Regions from separate parts of the Homo sapiens genome. Here region 2 is linked to region 1. Evidence: read pairs that join two places in POLR2A ChIA-PET (ENCODE). Cell type or tissue: A673. All regions are shown on one strand. Links, peaks and the distances in the headings refer to the core of each region. The heading gives the core; the rest is flanking DNA.

Evidence for each region. ChIA-PET counts read pairs that join two places held together with the same protein. Peaks named below come from ENCODE experiments on the same cell type or tissue, not always from the same donor. Only the 100,000 strongest peaks of a DNase experiment are listed, where the experiment ranks them.
Region 2: POLR2A ChIA-PET joins it to region 1 with 6 read pairs; 2 of 35 experiments call an interaction of 5 or more read pairs at or near these places.

What each region holds. Positions count from the first base shown.
Region 1 is chr2:216,017,022-216,034,463 of GRCh38, forward strand. It overlaps a transcript of MREG not described here and a transcript of PECR not described here. Among named protein-coding and RNA genes, the nearest start is that of MREG, 12 kb to the left of the region's middle. RefSeq lists an enhancer at 15,234-15,463. In A673, for the core only: no CTCF peak of the experiment used is centred there; no DNase peak of the experiment used is centred there.
Region 2 is chr2:216,307,210-216,309,709 of GRCh38, forward strand. The region is part of intron 1 of MARCHF4 (membrane associated ring-CH-type finger 4); the gene reads right to left. The region is part of intron 1 of MARCHF4-AS1 (MARCHF4 antisense RNA 1); the gene reads left to right. Among named protein-coding and RNA genes, the nearest start is that of MARCHF4-AS1, 5.2 kb to the left of the region's middle. In A673, for the core only: no CTCF peak of the experiment used is centred there; a DNase peak (open chromatin) is centred at 1,522.

The DNA.
Region 1 (17,442 bases), core at 494-2,993:
AATCCCCTTTCTACCTCCACCCTCCACATCCCCCCGGGTAACCATTATTATCAATATGGTACAAACCTTTTTCTGGACACATAAACACATATGTGTACTTGTGATGTAGCATCATTGTGTGTGCTGTTATTGTTAGTGAGTTTTGTTTTGTTTTGTTTATCTAAAAGGCGTGCAGCATCTATTTGCAAGCTTTTTCTATTTAATAATATGTCTTGGAGAGCAATCCTTGTTAGTATACTAATACTACCTCATTCTTATTAACTGATGTGAGTCTTCTGTTTACTAGGTTTTTAGGGATTTTTAGATCAGTTTTTCTTAGCATTCCTCTTCCCGGAATTTTAATGCCTTCACTATTTCCTTGATAAATTACAACTTTGATGGGAATAAAAACGTGACCAAACTCTCCAGTTTCACATTCAAATATGGTAGCTGAGATCACATTTTGACAATCCTATTTCAGATATCATTCACAGGGCAGCAGCAAGTTTCCCCTTTTTTAGAGTGGCGCTAGATGGTTCCTACTGCCTGAGTTGAAGCCAACACCGCCAACCACATGCAGCAGCATCTGACTTTTACCAAGAGCCCTCTGGGCACCTGATGTCCGGGAAGTAGGCAGTCCCCTGCCATCAGTGACTCACAGACCCATCAGCTGCTTGTTTCCAAGGCAGACCTGCTGGCTCCTATTTTCAGATTTCCCCATAGCAGGGGAAACTCTACAGTCTGGTTTGAAAACAACTAGTAGAATTTGGAGGCCCCTCTCTTTAAGAATTTTTTTACGACTTCTGGGAGTTAGAGGAAAAAGCACAGGCAGGGAGGAAAAATTAGAAATTCAAAACACTGAAGCTCCGCCCAGGCACGGTGGCTCATGCCTGTAATCCTAGCACTTTGAGAGGCCAAGGTGGGCGAATAACCTGAGGTCAGGAGTTTGAGACCAGCCTGGCCAACATGGTGAAACCCCATCTCTACTAAAAATACAAAAAAAAAAAAAAAAATTAGCCATGAGTGGTGGTGCATGCCTGTAATCCCAGCTACTCGGGAGGCTGAGGCAGGAGAATCACTTGAACCCAGGAGGCAGAGGTTGCAGTGAGCTGAGATCGCACCACTGCACTCCAGTCTGGGCGACAGAACGAGACTCCACCTCAAAAAAAAAATTAAGCTCCAATGCCACATCATGAACACATTCCACCAAAAAGTTGTGCTTAGACAACATAGCATGAGCTGGTATCATTCAGTTATTTGTTCTACAAAAATTTATTAAGTCAGGAACTGGGAATACAATGGTGAACTAGAATGTAGGGTCCATTCATGGAGGCAGGGATTTTGTTTTGTTCTTTGCAATATCCCCAACGCCTAGAACAGTGCAGACCTTGCCATACGACAACATCTAGAACAATGCACGCACATAGTGGGCACTTAACAAATGTGCTGAATAAACACAAGAAAACAGAAAAAGAGCTATTTAGTGTTGGCATGGAAGGTTATGTTTAATTCTGAGGAGTCTATTTATGAGCTGCCCACATCCAGCAGAGAAAAACGAACAAGTAGCGTCTTCCTTAAAGAAAAAATAGGGTTTCTGAAACAAACCAGTACTCTGAGCCAAGCATCATCACTCACCCCAAGTGATCCAAGATAGAGAAGCAACATGCCTCACCTCTCCAGAGAAGTCACATTAGGGAGTGGCATGACTAATGTTACCAAAGTAAAATCCGCCAAGGGTCCTTATAGAGTCTGTTGTTTCTACCTGTGTAGTATCCCTCACTCTGCCTTTTGGTAACAGTGTTTTGTTTTCCTTTGAAGAACATGCCCCCAATTCAATAGGCTGGCTATAACAATGAAGGTACCTTCCATCCCTCACCCCTAACCCTCAACAGGAAATGGACATGTGACCAAGAAATTGACATGTGACCAAGATGAGCCAATCAAACACTCTTTCTATAATTTGCTTCTTAACGGCAAAGACTCAAAGTTGGAAAACAGCTGGAGTTGAGGCATGAATTATTTTAAGGGTAGCATCTTGAAGAGCAGACCCAACCACAATTGCTCTAGGCTTTAGATGCTTAGAGCTTTCCTGCTCTTGCATTTCCGAAACAAGATCTATTATTCTAGCTCTTTAGTACTCCCATCATTCTATGGGTTACTCCATAACTTGTCAATCAATACTAATTTTTTTTTCTTTTTTGGCTTAAGTTAACCAGTGTTAGAGTCTGTTGCTTTCAGAACTAACCCCATATAGTCCCCTGAACTGGGTTAAGAGGCAGGAAAAGGGTAATTGTGATGAGAGAGCGAGCTAATCCTGAAAAAACACAACTCTCTTTTAGGCAGGGTACAACACACCAAAGTTTGATTTAGTCAGGTGAGATTTTTATTTCTGTTTCTCTGCTTGGCTTTGCCTCCCTGAAGAGAAACAGACACTATCTATCTGTTTCTGTCTGTCCTATCACTCTGTCGTTTCCCATAATGCAAAGGACTTTCTAAATTTTCAAACCTTTTTTTTTTTTTTTGAGACAGAGTCTTGCTCTGTCGCCCAGGCTGGAGTGCAGTGACGCAATCTCGGCTCACTGCAAGCTCCACCTCCAGGGTTCACACCATTATCCTGCCTCAGCCTCCCGAGTAGCTGGGACTATAGGCGCCCGCCACCATGCCCGGCTAATTGTTTTTGTATTTTTAGTAGAGACAGGGTTTCACCATGTTACCAGGATGGTCTCAATCTCCTGACCACGTGATCAGCCCGCCTAGGCCTCCCAAAGTGCTGGGATTACAGGCTTGAGTCACCGCTTCCAGCCTCAAACTATTTTTATTGGGTGCAGTTTGTTGGTTCCCTCCCTTCCCCAAAATATATACTCTAGAAAACCTTAATAGTCATAGTCTTTGCTTATTCTTCAGTTCCAAGCAACAAACATATTATAACTTCTCCTCAAAATTCAGTAGAGATTACTCTCTAGGCAACTTCATACTCGGGAATAATTCTGCCCTTTTAAAAAGAGAATAATTTTTCCCAGGGAGGAAAAAAAAACACATACGCTGGGCTGGAAGAGGAGTAGAGCACGGTAAGATGTTTTTCTTCAAGAAAGTTTGGCTCTTTCAGCCCTTCCATGAAGGGATTCTAACCCTGTTGCGTGTCCAACACCTTTTTGTATAGCTATTATGACCTTTATCTGCTGGATATTAATCATCTTCTAATTATTAAGGACAAAAAACATCACTCAAACTAGTTTAAGAAGAAATGTACTGCCTCAAGTAACTGGAAACTTCAGACATTATGCTAGCTTTAGACATAACTGGATCCAGGCCCTCCAAAGATAAAATAAAGATTGGTCTCTTTTCATCTCTGAGCTCTGAGTTATGGCATTCTCAGGTCCCCACTAGGCCTGAATTGCACCGTCTTTCCTGTTAGTGATCTTAGCAGAAAGAGGATAGCTCCTTCCCAGACAGTTGATCAACAGGCCCAGGCTTGACTCTCCTTGACCCAAATGGAACCAATTGCTGTGCTCGGAGGGAGAAAATACATCTACCTAGCAGGTTCTAGTCTCATGCACACCCTTGCAGAGCTCAAGTGAAGAGGAGCTGAGGAGACAGGAAAGGGCTAAGAGTGGGAAAGTTGTCATTTCCAAAGGAAAATCAACTGGAAACACAAAAAGGGGAATGGATACTGGCAGGGCCAGAGAAAACATCCATTGCACTTGGTAATAACAGCTAGCGATGCACTGTTTCAAGCATGGTGTGTGTATCCAAGGAGGACCGCCATCTAGAATGGACAGAAAGGACCCCACAAGGAATAGTCCTGTTGGGCCAAAGCCCCGCAAAACACACTACAGGAGCTCTCTGCAAGAGGAACGTCAGACTCCCACTGCGTCCCTTAAAAATTCAGATAGAAAACTGGTGACCTCACCAACATCTACCCCCAAACCAAACAGACAGAGAGAAATTATTTCACTGAATGTAAAGGGACTCTCATCTGAGACCGTCGGCAGAAGCAGAGTTTCTCACAGAGCGATGATCCTAAACACCTGCACTAGAATCCCTAGGGATGCTTACGGAAACTCCAGATTCTTGGACCCTATTTGACATCATCTGAATTGATGTTCTTCAGTAGGGGCCCAAGAATCCATGTTTTTAGTATTTGTCGGGCTTTTTAGGCTTTTCTGAGATGTGGTCTCACTCTGTCACCCAGGTTGGAGTGCAGTGATGCAATCTCGGCTCATTGCAACCTCCACCTCCTGGGCTCAAGCAATTCTCCAATCTCAGCCTCCCGAGTAGCTGGGACCACAGGCATGCACAACCACACCCAGCTAATATTTTGGGGTTATCCACCCGCCTCGGCCTCCCAAAGTGCTGGGATTACAGGCGTGAGCCACTGTACCCGGCTAAATCTGCATTTTTAAAAGGCTCCCAAGCCTTTTATAGGGACTAGGATGAGAAGGGAAGGGACTAAAATGAGACAAATGAGGAGCTTAGAGTGCAACATATAAAGAGACACTCGCTTTTGGGGCCCACCCTGCAACTGTACAACCCCAAATGTGAGTGCCTCCTTTAATGTTGTTCCATAGGCCCCTCACTCCCCTCTCACCCTAGTCACCCCTTTTCCAGAGGCTTGGGAATTCTGAGGCACGTCAAATTTATGAACCACTGGCAGGGTTGTTTAGAGTATGGTCTTTGGCATAACAGTGCTTCCCTGTGGCTGCTGTCAGGATTGGGTGAAATAACACAGAAAGCCCTTAGTACAATTTCATGGGAAATGGGAAGCACTGCGTAAACGTTAGCTGCAATTATTGTTAAGTATTCATACTTTAGTCAGATCCGACCCCATCACCTTCCATTGCCAACTGTGACCATCTGAAAGGATTCAACTCAACAAGTATTTATTATCAACTGTGTAAGCATGGCACTGAGCTCAACCTCTTGTGGAATGCAAAGATGAAAAACAAACAGTACTTGGCCGGCTGTGGTGCCTCAGGCCTATACTCCCAACACATTGGGAGGCTGAGGCAGGTGGATCACCTGAGGTCAGGAGTTCAAGGCCAGCCTGGCCAACATGGTGAAACTCCGTCTCTGCTAAAAAGACAAAAATTAGAAAAATTAGCTGGGTGTGGTGGCTGGCTGGCACCTGTAATCCCAACTACTTGGGAGGCTGAGACAGGAGAATCACTTGAACTTGGGAGGTGGAGGTTGCAGTGAGCTGAGATAGTGCCACTGTGTTCCAGCCTGGGTGACAAGAGCAAAACTCTGTCTCAAAAAATAATAATAATAACAGTACTCATCCTCAGAGTACTATCCAGAGCCAAAAATAGAAAATTATGGAACTCAAATGTTCTGTATTCATCTATGCCTCGAGTCACCCATCCTTCAGTTCCTACCATGTGCTCTTCCCTACCTCACCCCCATATTTCCCATGATTAACTATGCTGCAATCTCTAAGTAGATTCTTATAGCTAACTATGTTGTCATCTCTAGTCTCCCATAGTTAATTATACTGCTACGTCTAACAATATTCCCACTTTAATTATATCTCCATCTCTAACTATACTCCTATATTGAACTCTGTTGTCACAGCTAATTCTCCTGCCATAACAAACACTTTCCAGATGCCCAGAACAGTCTCAATTCTCAGCCCCAGAGATGAGATTTGGAATTCAACCTCTTCCTACCTCCGGAAGACAAGCCCCCTACTATTCCAAGTTTTCTGTGTTCTCCAAAGTCTCTCCATATTATACCTAACCAAAATTAAACATAAGCCTAGACCCAGCTATCATCGGTGTGCTTCCTAATTCAATTAAACTCTAAGAAGCAGAAGCAGAGTTTCTAAGAAGCATTTATTAAGCACTTGCTATATGCAAGGTGACTCGAAGTTGCAAAATAGGAGAAAATATGCATCAAAAACTGTAGTAGGAGAAAACCTGAGCATCATTCACATTTGCTATGAAAGGCGACCGGAGGCTTGCCTCAACTTTAAGCCCAGATCCTACCCATCTGAGTGTTAAAGATAACCGAATTTATGCCTTTAAATTCGTGTTTTTAGTTCACCATTCCTTTATATGGTTTCTTTCTCCACAACACTCAAGAGATACATCGACAGGCCAGAACCCTGCAACTCTCCCGGACAAGTTCTACCAAAGTAAAGACAGCAGGTGGACCTCCCCGACAAAGGTTATATACAAACCTTAGACTTCCCCACAAAGGTTATATACAAACCTTCCTATAATCCTCTGTGCTGCCACCTCCTGGCATCCAATTGTAAATTCACTGCAGTCTCTTTGGAGATGGGGCTAAGGATCTCAAATAGGTTCTAAAGCTTTCTTTTACTCAACAGATGGAAAGCTGCTGTAGCCACAATGCCTGTATGAACCTAGAGCTTAAAGGGACATAGTAATATTTAAGTGGGAGATTTAAACTAGCTGTAAACTAAACTCTAAACCTGTTAGGGCACTGCTAAATTGAGCAATAAGTAAATCCTCTCTTTTCTTGGCTACCATGTGCCAAATAGCTTTGATTATTGTATTACTATTTCATTTCATCTTATTAAGCATTGGTATTTGATTTATTAGCCTGAAAACCATGGAAAGTGTATAGGCCACTAGATATATTTCTTAAATAATATAAGGGAAGCAATTTAAATGAAGCATTAAAACTTCTTGTTTTTACATTTTATTTCTCTGAGTGTGTGTGTGTGTTAGAGTCTCACTCTGTTGCCCAGGCTGGAGTGCAGTGGCACAACCTTGTCTCACTGCAACCTCTGCCTCCAGGGTTGAAGCGATTCTCCTGCCCCAGCCTCCTGAGTAGCTGGGATTACAGGCACCCACGACCATGCCCAGTTAATTTTTATACATTTAGTAGAGACACGGTTTCACCATGTTGGCCAGGCTGGTCTCAAACTCCTGACCTGAAGTGATCTGCCCATCTTGGCCTGCCAAAGTGCTGGGATTACAGGTGTGAGCCACCACACCTGGCCAGCCTCTCCAACTGATAAATGCTTAATATTAAATATTTTGCTTGACCAAAGTAGAGGGCCCTTTCAAGTATATGCCATGAGTACCCCTTTGAATCACTTTGTGGAGCTGAAACTGGATGCCTCTAAGCTCCACTCTCCCTTGCCATGCCGAGCCTTTCAGGGTCTTCTCTCCTTGAGCTCTTTTCAATTTAGAAAGGTCTTGTCACTTCAGGTAGGGAATTTAAACTGGGCCACCCCTCCCTATCACTCACATCTTTCCTATGTACCCCATAAGAAGACCAGGTGCTGGCCAGGCACGGTAGCTCAGACTTGTAATCCCAGCACTTTGGGAGACTGAGGCAGGCAGATCACCTGAAGTCAGAAGTTCAAGACCAGCCTGGTCAACATGGCAAAATCCCATCTCAACTAAAAATACAAAAATTAGCCAGGCATAGATCACACCACTGCACTCCAACCTGGGTGACAGAGTGAGACTCAGTCTCAAAAAAAAAAAAGGACGCCCCGTGCCCTCTCTTTTGTCCCTAAGCCAAATGACTTATCAAAGTACTCCTCAGTCCAAGGGAGAGCAGAACCTGTCCAATTGTTGTTAAACAAATACGGTTTCTTGCCTATAGAAAATATATTGGCTGGGTGTGGTGGCTCATGCCTATAATCCCAGCATTTTGGGAGGCCGAGGCGGGTGGATCACCTGAGGTTAGGAGTTCAAGACCAGGTTGGCCAACATGGTGAAACCCCATCTCTACTAAAAATTCAAAAGAAAAAAAAATCAGCTGGGCATGGTGGCTCACCCCTGTAATCCCAACTACTTGGGAGGCCGAGGCAGAAGAATTGCTTGAACCAGGGAGGCAGAAGTTGCAGTAAGCCGAGATCACGCCATTGCACTCCAGCCTGGGCGACGGAGCAAGACTCTGTCTCAAAAAAAAAAAAGGAAGGGAAAGGAAGGGAAAGGAAAAAAAAAAGGAACGGAAAGGAAGGGAAAGGAAGGGAAAGGAAAGGAAAGGAAAGGAAAAAGGAAAAGGAAAAGGAAAGGAAAAGGAAAGGAAAGGAAGAAAGAAAGAAAATGTATTATAAAGATGAACTGGCATAACAGTTTGTATCCCTTTCATGATTCCTGGCACTGTGACATCCCTGAAAAGCATGAGAATGCATGAAAATGCACATCTCATTTTAATGTTTATGTTTTCTCTATGGCAACATAGGAGAATGGTTTTGTAGTAATGCAAAACTCATTAATAAAGGCAAAATCCTTAGCTGCCACCCCACTGATACCCAGAAGAGGTTGATTTAAAGATCTCGACAGGACAAAAATTGTAAAACTAAGAAAGAAGACCTCTACTACCCACAGACAGCCCAGTAGCTCAAAAGCAAAGCTTCTCAACTTAGAGGAGGTGCAGACCTTCCTTCCTTCTAACTGGCAGAAAATCTGGTACTGCCAATTAGCTTCCCAGGAAAGCTAACTCTGAGATGGAATTTAGCATACAGGAGATTTATTATGAGTGTGCATAGAACCAACACCTGTGGAAAAGAAGGGCACAAAGGAACTGATTGGGCCTCAGTCAACCCTATGGGGAGTTCTAAAGACAGAATGAAAATTCAGAGCTGCTCTGAGTCAGTCAGTAAGCGAGAACTGGCCCTTTCTGTCCCCTCCATGACAATCAGTCTTTGGATGAGGCCTACCTGGGAAAGGAACATGGCCTTAGCCGAGGCAGCCCTCTTCAGCAGAGGCTGTCCCAGAAATGGGCTGACAGCTAGGGCCGTGTCGGGCAACACTTCCAGCAGCTCCTTCCTTCCGGAGGGAGGATCTAGAGCCCGTGAATCTCAGCAGCCACTGCTCGGCAATCCCTGCACCGAAATCCATCCGTGTGGGCAGTCACACAAGCTCAGGATTTCCTTCCTCTCAAAATGCCAGGAATTCTTTTATCAGATTTCTTTAACATAAGATGAAGTCCTCCAGGCATGAACACTTAAGCCTTCAGCCCTTTGGAGGGAACATTCTAGAAATAAGGTTCAGGAAATTGTCCACAAGTAGAAGCAGTCTCACCCACATAAACATGATGAAAACTCTTCCCTAGAAGTACTGACATATGCTACAATGTGGATGACCCTCAAAAACATTATGATAAGTGAAAAAAGCCAGACACAAAAGGTCACACATTATATGATTCAATATACATTAAATATCCATAGAGAGACATAACTCCAGCTGATGGCTGCTGGGGACAGGGGTGGGGGACAGAATATGAAGAACAACTGCTTAATGTATATAAAGTTTCTTTCTGGGATGATGAAAACGTTTTGAAACTGGACAAAGATGATGATTACACAACATTGTGAATGTGCTGAATGCCACTGGATCATTCATTTTAAAATGGTTACTTCCATTGTGTTTATTTATTTATTTATTTATTTATTTTTGGAGACAGTGTCTCACTCTGTTGCCCAGGCTGGAGTGCAGTGGCACCATCTAGGCTCATTGCAACCTTCCCAGGGTCCAGCGATCCTCCCGTCTCAGCTTCCTGAGTAGCTGTGACTACAGGCATGCGCCACCATGCCCAGCTAATTTTTTTATTTTTTGTAGACATGGGGTTTCACCATGTTGCCCAGGCTGGTCTTGAACTCCTGAGCTCCAGCAATCCACCCGCCTCTGCCTCACAAAGTGCTGGGATTACAGGCTTGAGCCACCACAACTGGCTAAACTGGTTAATTTTATATTATGTCAATTTCACCTCAATTAAATAAAATGGGGTAAAACATACACACACACACACACTCAAACACAAAAAATCTCTTCCCTGGGAACAGCCCACTTTATGAAAATTAATGCTCTACTGTAAGAACCTTAATTTTTTAATAACTAGGAATTACTAAAATGTTACTCTGTCTTCAGAGTAAACTTACATCACATAAGGCAAATCAGGTAAAACTATCTGTACTTAAAATCAAGCATCCTATCCATGTAGTAGGCTCTGGATAGCCAAATTATGTAAATCTGTACTTTAAACATGAGAGATAACTTCTGTCTACATGTAAAGAATATTTTCCTTCAAAAGAAGTTTGAAGTGTTATGATCATATACTCTTTAAAGTTTCTTGAAATAAAAATGATGTTTAGAGATTTCAGGGTCTCCAAAATAATTATCCGTTTGCAAAGACACCCTCCAAACAATTCAAAGATACTTGATGAAATCAATCATCTCTTATTGGTAAAATGTGAACGGTGGTATAGGAATATTTTGCTGTAATACATTTGGTGTTTGGTGACAGAAAGACAAAACAATGGTGTGAATATACTTGTTGGAAGCTAAAAAATATGTGAATTGAACTATCTTTAAACAGATAATGCTGTGCCACCACCATTTCACCACCATTACCCAGTAGAGTTCGAAGCTCTCTAAGAGAAATTTAACTTTGAAGTAAGAATAATAGTCTAAAAGCCACAAGGTACCCAGGTGCAGTGGCTCACCCCTATAATCCCAGCACTTTGGGAAGCCAAGGTGGGAAGATCATTCGAGGCCAGGAGTTCGAGACCAGCCTGGCCAACATGGTGAAACCCCCATCTCTACTAAAAATACAAAAATTAGCTGGGCATGGTGGCACATGCCTGTAATCCCAGCTACTTGGGAGGTTGAGGCATGAGAGTCACTTGAACCTAGGAAGCAGAGGTTGCAGTGAGCCAAGATCACACCACTGCATTCCAGCCTCGGTGACAGAACAAGAATCTGTCTCAAAAAAGAAAAAGGCATGAGGTAGTTAAGACACTAGGACCTTGAAAGAAGGAAAGAAACAGAAAGTGTCAGTTTAAAATTTGCCTAATATCAAAAATGTCCATTCTGAACAAGAGTCAAGCCAACTCTCCCTTCCCCCACCCTCTGTGATAAAAAGTCATTCACAAGTTGCATTGTTTTTCTGAAAGCATTCTAAATCTGAAAATGTCGAATAAATTTTCAAAGACACTAAATTTCAAAATACACTTAAAGTCAATTATTTAATAAAACTTGAAATTTTAATGTTTAATTCTCAACATTATAGTTTTCTGATTTTTCTATGTAAATACAGTTACTTCACAAGGAAAATTTTAGAATTTGAGGCAGGGCATTTTGACTTCCATACAAGAGTTTGGACTTCTACACTAAAACCAAATAATGCTTCATGTAAATATAATGTAAAACATAGGCTTTAAGTGGAAATAAATGACATGTATAGTGTGGTATGGTTGCAAACCATTGAAAGAGATGTCTTTCACGAACTTGCTCAAAATACCCAGATAGGCCGGGCACGGTGGCTCACGCCTGTAATCCCAGCACTTTGGGAGGCTGAGGCAGATGGATCACGAGGTCAGGAGATCGAGATCACGAGGTCAGGAGATCCTGGCTAACACGGTGAAAGCCCGTCACTACTAAAAATACAAAAAATTAGCTGGGCGTGGTGGCGGGCACCTGTAGTCCCAGCTACTCGGGAGGCGGAGGCAGGAGAATGTCATGAACCCGGGAGGCGGAGCTTGCAGTGAGCCGAGATCGCGCCACTGCACTCCAGCCTGGGCAACACAGCAAGACTCCATCTCAAAAAAAAAAAAAAAAAAAAACCCAGATAATCTGAAAATATATACAGATCAATGGAAAAAATTCCATTTGATATTTCTAGGCAGGATTTTAATGTGTGATAGCTGACATAGATTTCCAGTAATTGTGTATTTATTTAATTCCATTTTTTCTCACTGTACTCTAGATATTTTCTCAAACATACTTGGATTTTGGGAATTCGAATTTGTATAGTGTTAAGGTAATGCATATTTGAATTTATCTTGCTGTTTGAGAAATTTGAATTCTACCAATTACAGACAATTCTGTAATTGTCTATAACAACAGTAGGAATTGCACACTTAAAATCATTAAAATGGCAAAATTTATGTTATATATATTAGTTACACCACAATAAAGAAAAAGAACATAAAAAGGAAGAAAAAAATAAGGCTTTTTCTCTGAGAGAGAAAAAGAGAGACACAGTTTTGGTTTTCCCCCCATTGGAATATGGAGTTAAGTGCAGACCACTCAAGATACACAAATTTCTGACCAGAGCACTTACAAGTAGCAATTCCAAAATAAATACCAGTACAATAAAAAAGATGTTATATTCATCTTTATTTATTTATTTAAAAGGAAATAAATAATTTCCTGTAAAATAAAAGGATGAAAGCAGCTTGATGGCAGCAGATGTAAAGAAGGATTGAGGCTGGCCAGGCGTGGTGGCTCACGCCTGTAATCCCAGCACTTTGGGAGGCTGAGGCAGGCAGATCACGAGGTCAAGAGATTGAGACCATCGTCGCCAACATGGTGAAACCCTGTCTCTATTAAAAATACAAAAATTAGCTGGGCGTGGTGGCGCGCTTCTGTAGTCCCAGCTACTCAGGAGGCTGAGGCAGGCGAATTGCTTGAACCTGGGAGGTAGAGGTTGCAGTGAGCTGAGATCACGCCACTGCACTCCGCCTGGCGAGAGAGTGAGACTCCATCTCAAAAGAAGGATTGAGGCTGCTGAGTTAGGACGACAAAGGCAAAATGATAAACACAAGGCAGAAGGTGCTTATGCACCTCCCCCTGCCTCCAGGCTGGCCCTTGGGCTTGAAGAACTAGAAACACAAACTTGTTATCCCTCTTTCCAGAGTTCTCAAAATACAAGGATGCTAAGTCATGCTCACAAACTCGCCAGAAGCTGAAATACACAGCCTAGACTAACACAAAACTCCCAGCATGGCTGAAAATGCCTAGGGCCAGAATAGTCCAGTATTTCCCTTCAGGCAAAGTTGCACAGCAAATCAAAGTTTTAGATTTGTTTTTGACAGGGATTCAGAGGAAAAGGAGATGGTTTAATGAATTTAGCTCTGAGAGTCTCATGCATCATTTTACAAGAGAGGAATGTGCATGCCAAGCAAACCAAATGTTTGTAGCCTATGGCTGAGTCGTATCTCTTATGGCCTGTGGTCGGTGCACATGCTCATGGTGGTCACATGGGCTTCTCATATGCTATCATGGTGGACCAGTCTCCCACTGTGAGCCCCATCTTTGTGTTCACATTCATATTTTCAACCACCTTAAAATTACTGCTTGCTCTGAAATGACAGGTTAAAAGGTTATAAAGAAGATTTAGGTTTCAAATTTGTTCTAAAATACTTATAAATCAAGGGGGACAGATAGACAAATTTGTAAAAATATAGATTATTGGGGGTGATGGGTACTATTACACTATTCTCTTTAGCCTGTGTTTGAGAAATTCCATTAAAAATTTTCAAAATAATCTCTTCATTGTCCTTGGTGCTGGTCTGTCTCTCTCAGTACAGGGCAGGGGTCGGGGCTCTGAAGCCAAACTCCTTTGGTTCCAATGCCACTTCTGCCATGTGCTGAGATCTTGAACAAGTTTCTTGACCTGTTCATGCCAGTTTCCTCAACTGTAAAATGCTGGTAATAATGAAACTACCTCACAGAGTTTTTGTAAGGCTAAAATGAGATAATGCATGGAAAGGGCTTAGCAGTGTCAGGCATATAGTAATCACCTAATAAATGCTAGCTATTGTTACCCAAAATATTTTGCAATTTTTTTTTTTGAGACGGGGTCTCGCCCTGTCACCCAAGCTGGAGTGTAGTGGCACAATCTCAGCTCACTGCAACCTCCGCCCCCAGGTTCAAGCGATTCTTGTGCCTCAGCCTGCTAAGTAGCTGGGATTATTAGCATGCACCACCACAACTGGCTAATTTTTGTATTTCTTTCTTTCTTTTTTTTTTTTTAGTAGAGAGAAGGTTTCACCATGTTGGCCAGGCTGGTCTTGAACTCTTGACCTCAGGTGATCTGCCTGCCTTGGCCTTCCAAAGTGCTAGGATTACAGATGTTTTGATTCCATAGTTTAATTAATTCTGTGGGCAATTTATTTCGGCATTCCAATTTGAACACACAAGCCCACTATGAGGCCCATTCTCTCTCTCTCTCTCTCTCTCTCTCTCTCACACACACACACACACACACACACACACACACACACACTCTGTCCCTGCTCTCTCTCTCTCATTTGCTTGCTCATCAAAACATCTGCTCTGTATCTCACTGAAATATCTGTCTTCTGTTTCATTCCTCCAAGTAAAATGGTAACAACGCGTTAGAAAGAGTTGCATAGGCCAGACATGGTGGTTCACGCCTATAATCCCAGCAGTTTGGGAGGCTGAGGCAGGCAGATCACCTGAGGTCAGGAGTTCGAGACCAGCCTGGCCAACACGGTGAAACCTCATCTCTACTAAAAATACAAAAATTAGCTGGGCATGGTGGTGGGCGCCTGTAAACCCAGCTACTTGGGAGGCTGAGACAGGAGAATTGCTTCAAGCCAAGAGGCAGAGGTTGCAGTGAGCTGAGATTGTACCACTGCACTGCAGCCTGGGCAACAGAGTGAGAAAGGAAGAAAGGAAGAAAGGAAGAAAGAAAGAAAAGAAAGAAAGAAAAAGAAAGAAAGAGAGAAAGAAAGAAAGAAAGAGAAAGAAAGAAAGAAAGAGAAAGAAAGAGAGAAAGGAAGGAAGGGAAAAGAAAAGAAAGAAGGAAGGAAGGAAAGAGGGAGGGAGGGAAGGAAGGAAGGAAAGAAAGAAGGAAAGAAAAGAAGGAAAGAAGGAAGAAAAGAAAGAAAGGAACAAGGAAGGAAGGAAGAAGAAAAGAAAGAAAGAAAGAAAGAAAGAAAGAAAGAAAGAAAGAAAGAGAAAGAAAGAAAGAAAGAAAGGGAAATGAAAAGAATTGGATAAAAGCATCCATTTACCCCAATTCCCCTAATGTCCATACCAGCCTACCTCCACTTCACAATCAATCCCATTGAAACTAATCCAGATTCAATGTCTCACAGCTAAATCTCGCAGCAAGTCTTACCTACCTGAGGACTTTATCTTCCTCCTCATCTTTTACTATAAACTCTAATTGAACCTCTCTACTTCTCCGTATTTTTGTATTTCTTAAATCATCAAGGATTTTTAAAAGGCTTCAGTAAAACCAGAAATAGGCTGTTCCTCTCTTCTTGGTTCATCTGAGAACAGGAAGCCAGACATCTAACAAAATAGCCTTTGATAGACAGCTTTTCATGCAGAAGGTAAAATTACAGGGTAAGAAATTCTAACTTACATCTACTGTGAATCACTTACAGAAATGACTCTTTTTCTTCAAATCCTTGCTATTTAAGTCCATGATAATCATTTGCATTTGAAAAAGCTGACTCTGTTGAGTCATACTTAGAACTACAAACTCTGACTAAACTTGTAACTCAGTCCAGAGAAATGAAAACAAAAGCCAAATGGTCCAAAATATGCAAGAGAAACAAGGAATATTGTTTTTACTTTGCTGATTTGTTTGAGTTTTTTTCCAAATTTACCAACTGGATATAATTTCCCCACTCAAAGCATATGAACTCAGGTACAACAATGCTATAGAATAATTGGATGACATTGTCCATTTCTTGCAACCCTCCGTTGACCCAGTTGGCTTATGCTAGAGCTGACTAACTGGTAATGCTAACCCAGCATGGGAGGCTGACCAGGGGTACAGGGGTCTTCCTAGGGCCTGCAGAGCAGAATCCAGGTCAGAAGGCAATAGCTTTACACCATCAAACATATATTCTATTTGGGACCTGGTCTTCCACTCTCTCTGCCACACTCATGAACCACCATAAACTACAGGAGGCTCAGTGCAAACTCCCTCCTGTTTCTCCCCAGTAAATTTTATATGTAGTCAGCTCACTCTTCCCCATGTTACCCCCATCCAAATAATTCATTTTGGGCTCAATAATTGCTAGTTTTGATGTAGCATACCTTTCTTGAATACGGTTTAGAATCTTCCTGCTGGTTGGTCTTATTTCAATAGATGCCTTCTTTGCTGAAATGAAATCCTTGTAAACAAGGAGTGCAGAAGAAATACCAAAGCAAAAAACTAAAGCTCAAGTTGAAGCTTTGCAACCAGGTCTTGAATCCTAAGAAGGCACTGCTCAGACGGGCTGGTGTTCCACAACCAACCACAATTATTTGAATACAAATAATTCATTCATAATTCATGAGGCCATTTTCATTTTACACATTTTAAACCTTTACACCTTTTAGTTGGGGAACTTCTAAACTTACCCAAGATTGAGAGACTAGTAGAATTAACCATATAATGTATAATATAGCTGCAGACAGATAATGTATAATGTATCTGCCACCCAGCTTAGACAATTATTACCATGTTGCCAATCTCATTTCACCAACCCCCCTTCCTCCATTTTTTTAAGTTGGAATATTTTAAAGTAAATCCTAGAAATCAACATTTCTTAAATAAAAAATAATAACAACTGCCATGCCATTATCACGTTGAATAAAATGACCAGTAATTTTGCATACAAATTCCTCCGCTGTCTCAATGCCTTCACAAGAGCGAGTAAGTGGTAGAAGCTGGGATTCGAACCCAAGCAGTTGGACTCCAGTGCACTCTAAAATCTGTACTTCATGGAAAGAGAGAATCCAACAAGAGCCCTGAAGGAACTGGCAGAAAAGGGCAAAATAAGCAGAGAGAAACAGGATGCCAGGAAGCAGCAAGCAGAAAGGTCAGTAACCTCAGCAAAGGGTGGCCTCAGTCAAGAAGGGGATTTCAAGATATTTCCTATTGCGGAACTGAAGACCTCAAGGAGAACAAGTCTGAAGGCTGCAGACAAGAACAGGTGGTGGGCCTACCTATCTTGGAGTGGGGAGGAGACCTCTGTAAGGCAATGTGAATGCTGATGGCATCAGGACTTGGCAAATCTTAAGACTCTGACTCCCACCAGGCAGAACGCAGGACTGCCTCTCACTAGACTGAGCCACGGCTGCTTGAAAGCTGAAACTAACCCACAGAGGGCCTTGGTTACCATACAAATCAGAAATAGTGTTGTCCAGGATAAGATCCAAAATAGCCTAGAGATTTGGCTGTCTTAAAACATGGGCTCAGTAATCGCTAGTTTTGACGTAGCATACCTTTCCTGAATATGGTTTAGAATCTTCCCGCTGGTTGATCTTATTTCAATAGATGGCTCCTTTGCTGAAATGAAATCCTTGTAAACAAGGAGTGCAGAAGAAATACCAAAGGAAGAAACTAAAGCTCAAGTTGAAGCTTTGCAAGCAGGTCTTGCATCCTAAGAAGCCACTGCCCAGACAGGCTGGTGTTCCAAAACTAACCACAAGGTGGCACTGCTTTGAGCCAAGCCCCAGGTCATGTTAAAAAATGAATGAGATCAATGGTGAAGTTTTACAGTTGCAGAATAGCCAAATGGCAGCCATGAAAAGAAACCCCTTAGACCTCCTGCTACAGGAAACAAAATTGATTGGCTGTGGGTCCCAGCTGCTGCCCCTCTCCATCCATCACTGCCTTCCCCTCGGGCTGCTCCTGGCCTGTGACAAGCACAGCCCTGCTGTCCATCTAGGCTATTCCCTTGGGACAAGGGTGGTTCCCATGGGTGACTTTGCCTTGAGGACTTCC
Region 2 (2,500 bases), core at 1-2,500, 290 kb after region 1:
TGAAGGAGGCAGCCCCGCAGGGACTCACAGGGGCTCAACCGCTGGCTGAGGGAGTCCATCAGTGTTGTTTTATCTAGAAAGGAAGAGCATGGTTTCTCAGTGGAGCACATCCAGACAGTTTCCTTTTTTACAACAAATTACAAGGGGGGTGGGAAGGAAAGGAAATGGAGGAATAGAGGGAGGGAGAGGGGTTTCTATTTTTAAACCCTTGCTAGGCATTAGTTCTGTGGAAGTTTCTGTGAGGAAGGAAGTAGGAAGAAAAGATGGGAGTGAGCAAGGGGTAACTGGTGGGAGGGGTAAGGTCTAGGGAAGTGATTTTCAAATCAACGTTTTTTTTTGGAACTGGAATCTTTTCTCCAAAGGTATCCTATGAATAAATGCCAATATGAAAAATAAATAAAAGGAGAGCTGTTTATCTCCATGGACATAGGCAGCTTCCTGAGCCCTGCCCGCTTGGCTTCTCCCAGAGCACATGGAGGCCCCCGTGACAGCTCGACTGAATACAGGTTGAAACCACTTGTTGAGCAGGGTAAGGGAAAAGGATCACATTTCCATGTATTCATTCATTCGTTCATGAAATACTTATTGATGCCTAGGTGCTGAGGTGGGAAGAGCGCTTGAGGCCAGGATTTTGAGACTAGCCTGGGCAACATGGCAAGACCCCTATCTCTACAGAAAAATTTAAAATTTAAAAAACTTAGCTAGGCATGGTGGCATGCATCTATAGTCCCAGCTGTCCAGAAGGCTGACATGGGAGGATTGCTTGAGCCCAGGAGTTCAAGGCTGCAGTGAGCTATGATTGAGCCACTGCACTCCAGCCTGAGTAACAAAGCGAGACCCTATCTCAAGAAAACAAAAACAAAGAAAACCCTCAAAGTTGGAGAAAATATGTGTTTAGACAAGACAAAAAGGCTGGGTGCGGTAGTTCATGCCTATAATCCCAACACTTTGGGAGGCTGAGGCAGGCAGATCGCTTGAGCTCAGGAGTTTGAGAGCATCCTGGGTAACATGGTGAAAACCTGTCTCTAACTCTCAAAAATACAAAAATTAGCTGGGGTTGGTGGTATGTGACTGTAGTCCCAGCTAGCTGAGAAGCTGTTCAGAGGATGGCTTGAGCCAAGGAGGCAGAGTTTCCAGTGAGCCATGATGGTGCCACTGCACTCCAGCCTGGGCAACAGAGCCAGACCCTCTCTCAAAAAGAGAAAAGAAAAAAAGTCAGGCACATGGAGCTCTATCCTGAACTCCAGGCCTTACTCCCTAGAATCTGTTTCCTGTATCACCCACGCTGAATGCTGATGATAGGCCTGTGCAATCCATATAGGCAGATGGCACAGAAGAGCCCTACAGTGTGCCTGGTACTGCCTAAGGTGTGGCTTGTAAGCCAGGCCTGCACTCTGCTTCCGGAACTCTGAGTTGTGATCCTTCCACTAACTTGCTTGTGCTTCTCAGCATTTGCCCCTGAGAGTCCTCAGAAAGACATCTTGCAAACTGATACAGGAACCCAGACTATGACGTATGCGTGCTGCCCAGACAGTTATATATCATTCATAGCTCATTAACCTGAGCTAAAAATAGAAAGCCACTGCCATAGCCAGCTGTGAATCCTCCAGGGTCTGATCCTGGTTTGATTCTAATTATACAACCTGCTTAGCAACTCCTGGTCCCCTGTTCCCCTTTTTTTCCTATTCTTTTCGAAGAAGGGTGTGGATATTCAAACCTATTCATGGTTTTCATGTTTGCTCCTTGTGAACGGCAGAAGCAAAGTACTTGGAGAGGGAAGAGAATGGTTATCATGGTCAAAATGAAGTCTTGGGACTAGCTATAGATTTCCATCTCCTTGCCTTTTGGTCAATCTTCACCCCAACCACCAATCCCCTATAAGCATAAAAACTGGAGAATTGATTCTAGTGGCAACATATCTTCACAAAGCATTTGGTTCTGAAGATCCCATGACACTTTAAAGACGGTTTCTGGAAAAACCTAATTAATCCTCACAGTGTGTCTTTCAGGGAAGAGGTTTTGATCTGCATCTACCCTGAAGCTGGAACAGAATAAGACAGGTGAAAATTATAGCAGGAGAAATTCAAGCTAGAAGAGAGGTAGAATTACCAGATGGTATGGACATGAAATAGATTACCATGGCAGCTGGTATAACTCTTTTTCCAAAATATTTTTAACACAGGCACGATCTCCCTATAGTGGACATAGGACACTTTCCTTTGCTTATCCTGTTCAACTCACGTGGTCCACGTGAAGCTAAATTGCACCTACCACATCCAAGTTCCTAGGGTGTACATATAACCCCAGCCTAACTAATCAGAAGACTCCTACCCTGGGACACAGTGATTGGTTTAGAAATGGGTTACATGACCCAAACCATCTGAGGAGGGCTTCCCAGGGATTTTACTTAAGCTTTATTGGAAAAAACTATTTTAGTCTGAGCTGAGTTTATGAGCTACAAGTACAAGATAAACTTGGAAACCATCTTGCTTCCACATGG